Regions from separate parts of the Homo sapiens genome. Here region 1 is linked to region 2. The links are chromatin contacts, found by Hi-C or POLR2A ChIA-PET in ENCODE. All regions are on one chromosome and are shown on one strand. Each heading gives the region's core, a stretch centred on a gene start or an enhancer-like site at or near the end of the contact. The rest is flanking DNA. Distances are from core to core; before and after follow the strand shown. Region 1 has its middle 110 kb from the start of MIR944. Region 2 overlaps TP63 (tumor protein p63).

The links. A loop is a pair of places that touch in the nucleus more often than their neighbours do. ChIA-PET counts read pairs that join two places held with the same protein, here RNA polymerase II (POLR2A). Pooled maps may share reads with other maps.
Region 1: a loop to region 2 is called in a map of right cardiac atrium, with 2.6 times the contacts of the local background. The contact joins two enhancer-like sites. A Hi-C loop is called at or near these places in 5 of 168 maps with a recorded cell type or tissue (A673, Caco-2, PC-9 and 2 more) and 8 of 50 pooled maps. POLR2A ChIA-PET finds 5 or more read pairs at or near these places in 1 of 52 experiments (MCF 10A).

Annotation. Positions count from the first base shown.
Region 1 is chr3:189,937,082-189,944,649 of GRCh38, reverse strand. No RefSeq gene overlaps it. Among named protein-coding and RNA genes, the nearest start is that of MIR944, 110 kb to the right of the region's middle. RefSeq lists an enhancer at 6,201-7,400. Within about 2 kb of position 2,874, at least 6 of the 41 ENCODE cell types and tissues checked have a DNase peak (open chromatin) inside an H3K27ac peak, as active enhancers do; they include PC-9, where a contact is called at or near this core.
Region 2 is chr3:189,767,130-189,773,937 of GRCh38, reverse strand. All of the region lies in intron 3 of TP63 (tumor protein p63), which reads right to left. Among named protein-coding and RNA genes, the nearest start is that of MIR944, 59 kb to the left of the region's middle. Within about 2 kb of position 1,262, at least 2 of the 41 ENCODE cell types and tissues checked have a DNase peak (open chromatin) inside an H3K27ac peak, as active enhancers do; they include PC-9, where a contact is called at or near this core.

The sequences.
Region 1 (7,568 bases), core at 1,625-4,124, 170 kb before region 2:
GAGGAACAAGACCGGTTATTCAACTTCCCCTGTATAGCTACTGTATGGAAACGATGCCCAGTAAGGTCAGAGAGTTATCCTGCAGTAACCAAACCCATGGTGTTGCACTGATTATCAGAGCGATCTGCTTCTGCCGTTGTGGTTGAGTAGGATTTTGCTGTTGTCACCTTGTTTGGTAATGCAGAGATAGCCAAGTGTTGCAGATGTAATTGTCCCTATTAAAATATCCTCTTGGCAGTTCCTGGTGTGTGTGTGTGTGTGTGTGTGTGTGTGTGTGCTCATGTGTATCTCTATGTGTTTACCAACCTCTTCAATCTTCACAGAGCAGCTCTGGGAACCTGGTTTCCACCTTAAGGAAGTAATCATAAGTGGGACTAAGATCCAACTAACAGATACCAAACGCCTAGTTCATGCTAGTCATTTTCTTGGACGTTTTGTGCTGATCTAAAACCTCGAGAGCCAGAATGATTGGTTCCATTTATAGACAAGAAAACTGAGGCTCAGAGAAGTTGGGAGGTAAATACTCAAGGCTCTACTGAGAGCAAGTTGTCAAGTCAGGATATAAGGATTTTAGGATTTGTCTGCCAGACACAGAAATATTTCGTCAAATAAAATCTTAGGCAGACTACCACTGTAAACAGCAGGAAAAATCAGAGCTTCTTGGGCTGAAGCAAGAGTCAGGAATTTGGAGCTCTCTCCGCTAACCCCTTCTCATCTTTCCCCATGGTCTTCCTAGAGCTCTGTGGAACACATCTGAAAAGGCTTGCTGGGTGAACTTGATTTCACTCCCAGCTCTAAAGTTCTATTAATCTAAGATTCGCAGAAGTTCCTGCTCATATCCGGATGTAGACTATTTACTCCTTTCTTTGGATGAGCACTCAGTATTCAGACCTCCGATATGGGAATCTGAATTTATTCACAGTTTACAGAATCATAGACTACTAAGAGTGGAAGAGACCGTAGAAATTAATAAAGCTGGTAACTCTACATTTTAACTATATGATAATCCTTTTTTATTTTCACTGAGTCATAGTAACCCAGAAAAAGAAAATGATTTTCCCGGGGCAGTCATCCAGTCAGTTGTCCTCTGTCCTCCAAAGAGGTGACATTTATAATATATAACAAGCAGTACATTCTCAACAACCAGAACAAATAAAGCATAGGGCAGGGGCCAGGGCCACAACCTGGATTGTGAGGAGGTCTCAAGGTTTTAAAGGAGGAACTGAGGAGGCTAGAGGCAGAGGTTGCTGTGGTTCAGGGGCTGGGGCTGGGGAAAGTGGCTATTTATGAATTGTCTGAATTTTGCCCTACTGCTGATGCTGCTTCCTTTTCAGAAGGGGACAAAAGAGGCAGGGAGGAGCAGATCTTCTGCCAGTCAAATGTCACATTAAAGAATTCCACCCAGATCCACACAGGTGCAGACACCTGAGGGGCATTGCCGTTCAGATAGTGCTGTCTCTGGTAATTGGGTTGACATCATCTAGCAGCCTTAGAGGATGTGAATCCTTTCCATGACTCCTGTCACCTTCTATCTGGCGGTGAAGACTGCAGGCTGGAACCTGAGTGATTATGCAAAAGCAGACACAGGGAACCTAGAAGATCACACTGCTCAATAGAGAGACTTTCCCCTAAGTTCCAATCCAAATACCCGAGGAAAAGCAAAGGGCTGAGACCCCACTTGCCTAGAAATGAATACAAGGAGGGAGCCAAGAGTCATTATGAAATTATGTGCCTATGGGAGTGGAAATCTCTCTAGTGGTCACTTCTTCCAACACCCCGTCTAAGGCTTGAATTTTCAGGATGAACCATCATCCCCGGCCCCAACCAGACTGAAAGATGCTTTGTTCCAGAATGAGCCTTGTTCTTCCTCCCTTCTAGATCTTTCTCTATATAGTCTTGTCTGCCTGCAAACCCTCCCTCTTTCCGTGCTTCCTTTGGGGCCTATCTTCTACTCGCCTTCCATGTCTCTTTTTAGATAATATTTTTTTTTCAAGCAGTTTTCTCTGGTCCTCCGAGTCTGCATTAGGTGCCTCTTAGATATACAACTATAGCTGTTGGAACTTCACACATGCAGCATTTATTACAATCATGTTTTCATCACTCTCTCTTTCCTGGACTATGAGCTACATTGGGATGGGAGGGATTGGTTCTGTTAAAATTTTAACAGCAGCTCCCACCACGGGGCCTAACCCAACAAGAGCATTCAAAAAACATGAATGAATGAATGAATGAATGAATGAATGAATGAATTGCTATATCTTGACTACCGATAAAGTGTTTACATTCAAAATCCTATAATCATACCATACTTATGACAAAGATAACATGTTTTATGATTATAAGAAGTAATATTTTAATTTTCATTTTATGAATGAAGAAACAGACTCAGAAAAGAAAGCAATTGATATGTATTTAGCACACATGTGAGCCATTTATTGTCCTAGATGTTTTCAAATCTTTTATTATTATCCTCACCCTTATTTTAATCACTCTTTAGAATTTATTTGCTTTTAAAATGTGTATACAGTACAATTCATTATTTTCAGGTTCACTTCTATGGGTCACAAATGCGTGGAGCTGTGAGACCACCACTGTAATCATGACACAGAACTTTCCTCCTCCCACCCACCCCGCTGCCCTTTGTGTCATTCCCTCCTGACTCATTCCTGGGCAATCACTGGTTTGCTCTCCACCCCTACAGTTTGTCTAGACACATTTTTAACAAATAAAAAAGCAAGGCTCAGAAAGTTTAAGTAACTTGCCCAAGGTAAGCAGCTAATAGGTGATTAGATTTAGCCTTTGAACCCAGCACTTCTGATTCCCTGTAAAGGCTGGAAAACATGAGTGTGGAGCCAAGGAAAACAGCTGTCACATTCTCTTGTCTACCTCCCACCTTCCATAGAGAGGCCTTTGTTCTTAGTGTTCTATTAGAGGCAAGGCAAACACGGCCTCATTACCAAAGGCAAAATCTGATAAAGTTCCACCTCTGATCATCCACTAAGTGCTGAGGGAAGACTCTGTTCCTACCTAGCAGAATAATCTGAAAACCATTATGATCTGCAGCCTGTTTAGCTGACTATGGTGTAAGGCATTGGTCTTTTTCCAGTTCCCTCACTTATCTCCAAGAAAAGAGGGCTCTGAAAGGAGGTCACTGCTAAACATCTAGCCTCCCAATTCACCAGCTTCCCCACTAAGGCCCGGGGGCCCTTTGCTAGACATAGGTAAGACCACAGGTGGGCCTTGCTTGCACAAAGTGGATGCTGCTGCTAATTGGGTTGATGTAATTAACTGTCATTGTTGTTCACCCGGGAAGACAGCCATAGTCTCAGCACGAGCAGCCTATCTGGGCCAGCCTGTGGCAGCAAGCACAAATCTTATTGGAGCTCCAAAAGCAAACAGGTTTAGAGGCAGCTTCAAAGGTGAAGAGCTGGGCTGCCGCTGGGAGAAGGCCATTTCCCTGGGAGGCGTTGGCTTTGTAGGCCATGAGGGATAGAGAAATCATTTTATCTTCATCCTGCTTTTAATCAGGATGGCAGGATATTGGTGCCACTTTTGTTTAAAGATAATCTTTCTCTTTCCTAAATTAAAAAAAAACAAAACAACTTGTTTGAGGCTGAAGGAAAATAAGTGAGCTGAGATCTGCCCTAACAGAGGGAGAAAATAGCTATAGGCCTCCTCTTTCTACACTGGGCCCCACCACAGCTCCTTCTCCCCACCATCCTGAGACCCCAACTCTCTTTCTTCCCTAAGAAGATACCTTGAAAAATTATTTGCAATTCATGAAGGCTGAATCGCTCCCCATCCCCAGCCTTTAGGCTCACAGCCTTTGCTACAAAATGCCATCTAGCTGTACCCAGTTAAGTTAGATCTACCTGTGAGGGTTTCTCGGATCAGTAGCCCAGACATGTTAGGTGGGGGAGTCTCCAGAATTTGCATTCTGCATTCTCTGTAATAGACCAAACCCAAGACTCTAACACAAAACTAGGAACAGCAAATAGTGAAAGACATTTCACAGGCTATGGAAACCTCAATACTGTCCTGGTTAATAACTAGCTGTGGGATTTTGGGTGAGTTGTTTGTGTTCTGAACATCATCTTCCTCCTCTGTGCAATGGAAGAAATAATACCTATTTTTACTGGGTTGTAGAAAGAATAATGCATGTAAAGCGGCATACAGAACACATCAATAATAGTAATTATGATCATCCCATCATCACCATCACCATTTACTCAACAGAGTTTTGTTCAGACAACAATGTTTGGATATTTCTGCAAATTATATACCTAAGTTGTTCTCTGCCTTTTGCTGCCAATCCACAATATGATACAAGACAAGGAATGCTCCAGCCAATGTCCTGGATAGAACATTTGCCCTGAGAGCTTCTTCGTTTCTACCTTAGACTGGGTTACACACTAAGAAGTATATAGAAGGGTCCTCTCTCTCCCAGAGAGAGCCCAGAGCTCAGAGCCCAGGAGTAAGTGAATGCCACTAGCCCTTGCCTTTTTCTTCCACAGCCTACCTGGTCTCTTTGAACCCACAGAAACAAAATTCTCTCCTAAATAGCGGGCAATTTATGGTAAGAAAATCTCAAGAAACCACAGGCCAGCAAGGCAAAAATGAAAACCCAGATATCCTTTATTCTTGTTCTTCTCCAACTAGCTTTCCCAGTCTGGAGAGGTATGCCCTAAAGGTGGAGCCATTCCTTTGACTCAGGGTGGACATTTTTTCATCTCCTCCAATCTTTGCCTGTTTTAGGTAGAGTTCTCTTGTTGTGATGTCTGGGCATCAGAGGAGAGGGTATGAGGCCCACAGAACAGGTGTGTTCAAATCATTAAATGGGAGATAATTTGAACGCAGAAAACTACCTCTTTTTTTTTTTTTTTTTTTTTTTTTTGAGACAGAGTCTTACTCTGTTGCACAGGCTGGAGTGCAGAGGTGTGATCTTAGCTCACTGCAACTTCCGCCTCCCGGGTTCAAGCAATTCTCTTGTCTCCACCTCCCAAGTAGCTGGAATTACAGGCATACACCACCATGCCCAGCTAATTTTTGTATTTTTAGTAGAGACAGGGTTTCATGATATTGGCCAGGCTGGTCTTGAACTCCTGACCTCAGGTGATCCACCTGCCTTGGCCTCCCAAAATGCTGGGATTACAGGTGTGAGCCACCACGCCGGGCCAACTACCTTTTATACTACAGCTAACTACTAGTGTAGGATGGTTGATGTGATGATTCCCTTGTTGCCTAGTTTTGTGGATTTAAATGATAGAAGAGCTGCTCATCTTACAGTCATTTAAGCTACCTCATCCCTTTCCTTTCTTAGACCTTGGCAACCTGAAAATATGGGCATAAAAAAAAGGATGGGGATCAGGTAAATAATTAATTCCTGCGGCTGGGCACAGTGGCTCATGCCTGTAATCCTAGCACTTTGGGAGGCTGAGGTGGGTGGATCACCTGAGGTTGGGAGTTCGAGACCAACCTGACAAACATGGAGAAACCCCGTCTCTACTAAAAATAAAAAATTAGCCGGAGGTGGTGGTGCATGCCTATAATCCCAGCTACTTGGAGGCTGAGGCAGGAGAATCACTTGAACCTGGGAGACAGAAGTTGTGGTGAGCCGAGATTGTGCCATTGCACTCCAGCCTGGGCAACAAGAGCGAAACTCCATCTCAAAAAAAAAATATATATTAATTTGTAAGACAGTCCCTTGATACATAGAAATCCTGGCAGTAGCTCTGAAGTTAAAGGGTGTATTTTGGTGTCTTTGTCTACTGCATGTAGACTAACTTCTTATCACATTAATTCTTGGTATTTAAGGTTTAACCTTCAACTTAGGGCATTGAGCTTCTATTGACATTGCCTTCAAATTTCCTGCCCTTCTGTAGGGGCAAAAATTAAGGACTAAGAGAAATTTTAAGATCTACTCAAGATCACACATGAAGTCATCAGAACTCCTGATTCTCTCTCCATTCCTGAACTACTCTTCCAGCCGTCTTGCTATCTCAGATCCTCCTCCATAAATAAACATTTTAATTGTCACTTTTTTACTATATTAGGAACTATGTTATCTAATAAAAATAGAAAAGAGAAACACAAAAATATTAATACTAGTTATATCTAGATGATGGCATTAAATGTCAATTTTTTTGTTTTTCTTCCCATATTTTCCAATCTTTAACACTGAACCATTTATTAATTTTATCCTAGATATATGTATGTGTGTGTGTGTGTCTGTGTGTGTGTATACACAATTTATTTCATAAGGCTGCATACAGTGGTATACAAAAGTCCTTTAAATAGTCAAAAGACATAACCCATCTGAGTATTATTGCTACTCAGTTATTATTCAATCTCTTGACCACTCTGCAAACTGTTAGGCTTTCTCTCAAGCTTTTTCTGGAGAGCAACCCTAAACAAAGGTGTTAGGTTCAAGGATACTCAGAGATGCAGTCTGCCCTCTTCTAGCCATTTAAAGACAAAGTCACCTCAGCCCGTGCTTTCCTGTCACCAATGCGAAATGTAGCCAGTAGCACAGTCGTAGAATCACATCACACTCAATTTCGTGCTCTTGAGGTCAAGGCCCAGCAGAATGAAAGGAACTGGCAGGTGAGAGAACCTTGGGTGGAGAATAGAGCACTGAGTCATTAAATTCTCACCAGATGTTAACTGGAAGGCTTCGGCCCACCCAGTAGCCTTAGGCAAAGTCTCTTGGCCATTGTTTTCCCATCTGTAGGCTCTAATGCTGACCAACCATCCCCTCTGGCACCTTATAAGGGAAAGCTAATTAGAAAACTCATCTTGCAAGAATGCTGCAGAGAGACCTTTCACACATGGAGTGGAACCACAGTGCCTTGAGGTACTGTGACTCAGTGGTGTATCTGACTTCCAACACCCAGGCCTGATCATTCTCCAGCCAAAAGGAGGGTGACCTATCCAGCAAAAGCCAGGCAAATTCCCACGGGGCCAGTCACAAGGATAGGGCACGGGAGTGGCAGGTCCTCACAGTGCCCTAGAAAGCACTAATTACACCCATAGTCTCAGGAAGAGAAGGGAAGAGGTCAGCCAACTCATTTGCTCATTTGTTTATTTTATTAGTACCTATCGTCTGCCCCTAAATATATTATTCCCTCCTCATGTACCAAGGATTGCATTATTTGCATGGGGAAAACAAAGATGAATCAGATAGCTCTGGCCCTCAGGTCTACTTAGAGGGAAAGATAAACCTTAAAATATTAAACACCTTGTAATCACTGCGAATGAAGGCATATACATGGAATGGAATAACATGGAATGACAAAGTCAGGTGTAGCTTAACTTGAGAGGGAAAGTGAAGGTTTACATGAGAATTAAATTAATTGTTAAGTGTAGAAAAATGAATAGGAGTTTGCCAGGCAGTGAAAAGCATGACAGCTAAGGGGATACATGTATATAAGTAAGTAAATAGGAACAGAAAAGATAGAATAAACAATCCAAGTGTTTAAAGTTCATTTCGTGCTCTAAACATTCCATAGATCTCAGCCATGTCATTCTCTAAAATTGTAATAAAAATTTTACCTCTGTTCACAGTAAAA
Region 2 (6,808 bases), core at 13-2,512:
AAAAAAAAAAAAAAAAAAAAAAGGCACGAGACACAATACATGGATATGTGTTCTCTTACCTCCTAAGGGAACTATAAGCCAGTCACTTGCATATTATAATGATGGAGTGAAAGGCCAGAGACAGCATGGGTGGTTAGATCTGATGACCTTCATGATCTCAAAGTTTTCTATGATTTAACAAATACCCTCACATGACATAAACTAGAAAAAAAAAGCCATTGATGGAGAGGATGATTAAACAATATTTGTAAGGTCACTGGGTATTTATATTTGGTGATTTAATGACTAGAAAATTATTCTAGTCTATGTTAAAGAGCAAAGTTACCTAAAAAAATAATGTGGCAGCCACTATTGTTCTTTAACTCTCCTAGGAATCAGCTTCTGAATTTTGAGTCATGGTCTGCTAAAAGGAAACAATTTTGGCTTGGCAACTTACTCTCTTTGTGTGAATTAACAAGATGTGTACAAAATTAATGGAAGCATACTCAGAGAGATCTCTAACAGGGTCCATCCACCTTATTAAACACGACTTTACTTCACAATGGTTTCTTGGAGCCACAATGGCCTGAAGCTGTCTGAAAGATTTACTGTCTAAGGACTTTGACCGAAAATAAGATTTACAAGGGAAATTTTTGAGGAGTAAAATAAATGCAAGAATGAGAATTACTCAGAGGAATGAGTCTGACACAATCGGAAGGGATTAAAAATACAGTAAATGCCTTACTTGGTACAGTAGAAGTTTCTTTTTTCAGATCCAAACATTGTAGGAGAAAGTGCATACAAAACATTGCATCAAGATCAAGATAACTTTTAGAGCGATTGCTTCACATCCTGGTCACTTAGCTTCACAGAGAAAGGGCAAAAACAAATCTTTACCGCTGATCTTTCTTTGGAAACATTTTCGCTGATTTATTGATTATGGAGGAGGACCACAGAATAAAAGGAAAGACCCCGTTGTCTCCTTACACTAAGGGACCTTGATGTTTAAGTATACAGCTGCCTTCAGATGCTCAGATAAAAGACACTAAGTGCAAAGTAGTAGTATTATCTACTTATTACCCCACTTATCTGCTTATTTCTTCCTTGAAGTCTGTCTGCAATATCAATCACTTCTCTGGCAGCTTGTCTCACTACAAAGGGGGGATTTGATCCCCTGCTTAGCCCTCTAGAAGCAGCAGACTCGTGCAAGACTAATTCATTACACCACCAACGCTGTTAGACAAGATTATCAAGGGGTTGGGCTTGGCATGCTCTTACAGCACATTTCTTGAAAATGAGACAGAAATTCAATCTACTTTTCCATTAAACATGATGTAGTCTAGGCACTAAACAGCCACCAAACTCATCAGAGGAAAATCCTTGATACTTTCTCCAAGTAGATATGAGCTGCTGTTAGGCAAAATGACAGTGTGAGAGCAACTATGGAACATACTAAAAAAGTTTGCTAGTCTCAAGTTGGTATGTATTGATTGGTGAAATACAGAGCTAGTTTCAAGAGATTTTATACAGCATCTAGCTTTCTAAAGGAAGCATCATAGTATAGTGGAAACAATTAGGAGACCTGGATTCTAGACTGGCTCCATCACCAATTAGCAATGCGATCTAAGGCTTATCACTTCACTTCTAGGAGCTTCAGTGTCCTTATTGGTAAAGAGCATTAGCTAGCTAGTACGTGATCTCTAAAGCCAGTTTGAGCAGTGACATTCTAAGTGAGTGAATAGAGCATTAGGTTATGAAGAAAAACAAACTAGCTCTCCATGAAATGTAAAATAGTTGTTATGCTTGGGAAGATATACATAAAACTTTGGGAAAGGGACAAGAAGCAAATTAGCAGAATGTCTATATGAACTCCTAGATTCATCATAATGGTTTGTTTATTTAACTGTCTTCATTAGCTGCTCTTAGTACATCAAGGGAGTGTTTCCAAACCCTTACAATTAGTCATGTAAACAAAAGCACAATTTATCACTCTGCCATGCTCAACAGTTTCCGAAATGCTATCGAATCCCATTGAGAATGATATCTACACTAAAGCCATTAGATTCTCATACAAATATTAAACAGGGTCATATGCATAGGAAACTTTCAACATATTTTAAGAATAAATGAATCAATCAACAAATTTGCTGAATGTTGATGTGAACTGACCCGACATTAGCAGACACTGCTCAGACATTTACTGCTTTATCCAAATGAGAGCCAAGATCTCACTCTCAGATAACTGAGCAATCAACCAAACAAGACTATTCAATCATGAGTTGTACTTATACTGCCACGTGTGCCCAAATATTCAACTCAGGAGGGCTAAAAAAGAGTCTGTCACATTATTAACAGGAAGGCAATCATGAAAATTAAAGAAAATGAGAGTATCTTCAAGGCCAATCAGCTGATCAGTGCTTTCATCCTCCACACATAGCTATATTATATATTTAATATATTTATATATTATATAAATTAATTATATATTAAATATTATATATTTAATATAATACATTTATATTATAGATTTATATATAATTATATATTTAATATACTTATATATTTAATATATAATATAGTCTATATTGAATATATTATATATTTAATATATTATATAAATATATATTATATATAAATATATAATATATTATATATATAAATATAATATATATTTATATATATATTTGTCTTAGCTTTATCAAAAATGTCACCTGCAGGTAGAATAACATGAAACAATAATAAAGAAAACGTTATCTTTGAGAGCTCATTCAACTTGGAGCTCCTGAACAATAGCCACATTTTTACTTGTTTAATGTTAGTATAAAATATTATGGGTACCTTTTAATTAGTCATACATACTAACCTGTTCACTAATGAAGTTAAGTGGCTTTTCATAACAGTTAATTAAGCCAAAAATCCAGAGATAATGCACTTAGAATGGTAGTAGATATACATTGCCTGTTGTTGTGAGGAGCAAGGGTAATAAAAGATGTGAAATGACTTTTTAAACTGTAGAGCATTACTCAAACATAAGATATTTGTTTGTTTTTGATGGATAAGTATCATTCTTCAAATCTTTACTGCAATTAGCTTTACTTCATCCAAACAAAAACCTCTGACATATTACATGATTTATACAGTGGAAGTGACTGATACATTTCAAGAGAAAATTTGCAGTATCAAACATTTTGTCTTGCCTAACTATCTGTAGAGATGACTTGGATTAGCCTCCTCAAATTTGCATAAATTCAGAGAAAAATGTTCTTTAAAATGAAAAAGAAGGGACAGCCTTCTAGGCATAATAATATTCAATAATTCCCCAAAGGCGTAAATTGTTGCTGCTTAACTTTGCTGCAAATTTCTTAATAGATGTCAAAGTAATTTTTTTTTTTTTGAGACGGAGTCTTGCTCTGTTGGCCAGGCTGGAGTGCAGTGGAACGATCTCGGCTCACTGCAACCTCTGTCTCCCGGGCTCCAGCAATCCTCCTGCCTCAGCCCCCCGAGCAGCTGGGATTATGGGCATGTGCCACCATGCCAGGCTAATTTTTGTATTTTTAGTAGAGACGGGGTTTCACCATGTTGGCCAGGCTGATCTCAGGTAATCCACCTGCCTCGGCCTCCCAAAGTGCTGGGATTGCAGGCATGAGTCACCATACCCGGCCCAAAATAATTTTAATTTAATATTTACACATTCCAGATGAATAGAAAGCAACAGATAAAAAATTCTAACAAGGATGGTGCCCCAATGATAAGGATTGTGTCTGGTTTTCAAAACTTAGATCAAGGCAATATGCAGCATTTAGAAGATTCAGATTGTACCACTTTTCTAAAGGCACTAACAATTTAGTTCAAGAGATGAGGCTACTACCGCCTCAAACCATTCAACAAACATTTGCTAAAAATGAACAGGTGCCAGGCTTTATAATATGTTTAACACACAAAAACGTATAATTTCTGATTTCATGAAGTTGTAACCCTGGTAAACAATCTGTTGTAAGTTATGAACCAGTCTGTGACTTATTATTGGAATATAATCAATGGTAACAAATGTTCATCTTTTTAGAAAATTTATTCAGCCAAATTTAGAGTGTAACATGAGTAGTCAAATAGGATAAGATAATTTTAATTCTGAAAACAAATTAGCATTAAAATAGGGACACTTTTATGCTCTGAATAATCTTTCATTGAAGGTCAGTGACAAGGAGGAAGTCCAGCAACATAATTGCCTACAATGGCTACTTAGAAACATTTTAAAATGTCTAAATGGGCACAGTCATTTTGAAAGTTTTATTTCTTTTGATACATCCTATATGGTATATAAACCATTTATTGGCTATATTTATTATAATCATATTTGTACTCACAGACCATATTAATTTTATTAATTGGATTAATTCTAATTATTTTAAAGGAATACCAATTAAGTGGAAGAATACCAAGAAAAGATCAAACATAGTTCTTACATCCAGTGGATACACAATTTCTAATCCAAACTCATGGTAGAGCTGGCTTGTCAGACTGAAATAACCACAAATGTATACACATAAACAGGAACATCTGTAATAGTGTTTTACTGTCCAATATTCTCAAAGGAACTGACTAGAATAACATTTAATGAGATAAAATTGTGCTTTCATTTTTACCCAGAATAAACTTCTACTCTATTATTCAACTTGATCCTTACATGGAATCAAGGTATCGGAAGATGATAGAATTTATAGTGCCTTTAATGCAGTATTAAACATTGAAAAAATACATATATGCATAAACAGAGTCAGAGAATGACAACAGTGACCATTTGTTAAACACTTTTTAAGGCAAGACATGATTCTGAGCACTTTATATACATGGTTTGTTTTAATTCTCACATCAGCCTATGAGGAAGGTACTATTATAATCCACAATTTACAAATGAGGTAATGAAACAGGGAGATGAAATAACTTGGCTGATGTTACACAAATAGTTAGTTTTAGACGTGAGCTTCAAAGAGGTCTTCTGCAGCCAGATTAATTTGCTTTTGTTCTGACCCTAGATTGAATCTTCTCTGGTCATCTTCGTGAACATACCTATACTTCTTGTAAATGTCATTTACTAGGAAGTTTTAACTCTGTGCTTTTTTGCTGTTGTTCAGCTCCATGCTTTATCCGTTACATTCATTTAATCTGTACATGAAGTCTCACTATGGCACCCACCTGCCACTGTCAAATAAGTTTTCAGTACATTCTCTTATAACAACCTAATATTAAGTCAACTATAAAATGACAAGTCAATCCTCAATGTACAGCGGGAGATATTGTATCATAGGCCATTGCAGTGCATACGTTTTGGAATTTTTGGTCAAAAGTGTTTATAAGAAGGAAAAATAAGCAATTGTTTAATAATAGTGTGTTGACTTTAAAATATTTTCTTACTATTTGTCTTTCAGGATTTTAGAGCAGTTTGAGTAATGATTATCTGGAGGTGGCAAAAACAGTTTTAAAAAGTAACATGCAACTACCTACGTTTGTGATTCGAGATATTTTAAAAGAATTACATAATCATGAGAATAACATCGCTACCAAAATACAAGAGGAATTGGATGTTGATGCTGGTAAAATATTGTAACTTCTATACAAAATCACCCCTTAAATTGTGTTTATTTAAAACAGCCCCTTGTGTTCAATGACTGACCTAAAAAAGTAAATAGTAAAGAAAAGCCCACGTTTATTGAACCAATGCTATTGTGGTAAGCTCTTTATATTTACTATCTCAATTAGTTTTCACCATAGTCATATTAATCCCGTTTTGCAAAAAAACAGCAACAGCAACAGCAGCAACAAAACCCCTAAAACCTAGAGATGGTTAGTTATTCATACACGCGGGGGGTTTGAACACAGAGCCTGAAGTACCTAGTTCTTAAAATAAATCTCTAACAATAAAATGCTACTTCATTTGTTTTACGTGATGTGCTGACATATTGTATGTGATTTCACATATGTATTATTATTCTAAAATCCTGGATTAAATATCAAATATTTAGATTATTGTAAGTGACGAAACTGACACTAGAGAGGGTTAGTGACATGTGTCAGATCACATCACTAAATGGTAGAGAATTCATGACTACAATCCAGGGTCCAAAACTTCTAAGGTAGCTCTTTTGTCTCTGTACAACAGTCTGTTTATTGAGATATTTGAGTCTGAACATTCTTTTCTCCTGTAATTAAGCCATAAGATGATGACTTATTTCTATTGTCTATCAGACAATTTAGTATCCTACACTCTATATGGTAAAACTTGAGACTCACGGTTTTCCAACCATGAGCTCCTGTTTAGCTGAACTTCCTGATGAGTATGGCTGTTTCATCATATTGTTCCAGAGGAGTTAGAAATGAAAATCAAACTTCAGATTGATTCAAATTCTGGGGATATCTTCAAATACGAAACTAGCAAAGAAAATGACTATTCCATTCTTGGCCATTCAGATTTTAGCCAGAGAAAGCGAAATTGAATTTTTATAACACTATGAAAAGCATCCTGATTCCGCTGCATAAATTGAAAGATTGGTACATGTTTACTGGTTTTTCCCCTTCAATGAATTCAAACCACAAACTATCCCTATTTATTTAATAGTACCTATACACAACAACAAGAACATGTTATGTGAGTTATTACTGTTCATGTTTTTTTTTCTTTCATGTAGAACTGCTGGATGAGAAACTGGTTCAAATAAAATAAAAAAGGAAAAGAATCCACTGACATCTGTGATTGCCTAAGATGCTAATAAATAATAAAGATAAATTTTGAAGTATATACTCTACAACCATTACATTTTTCACCATAGACGAA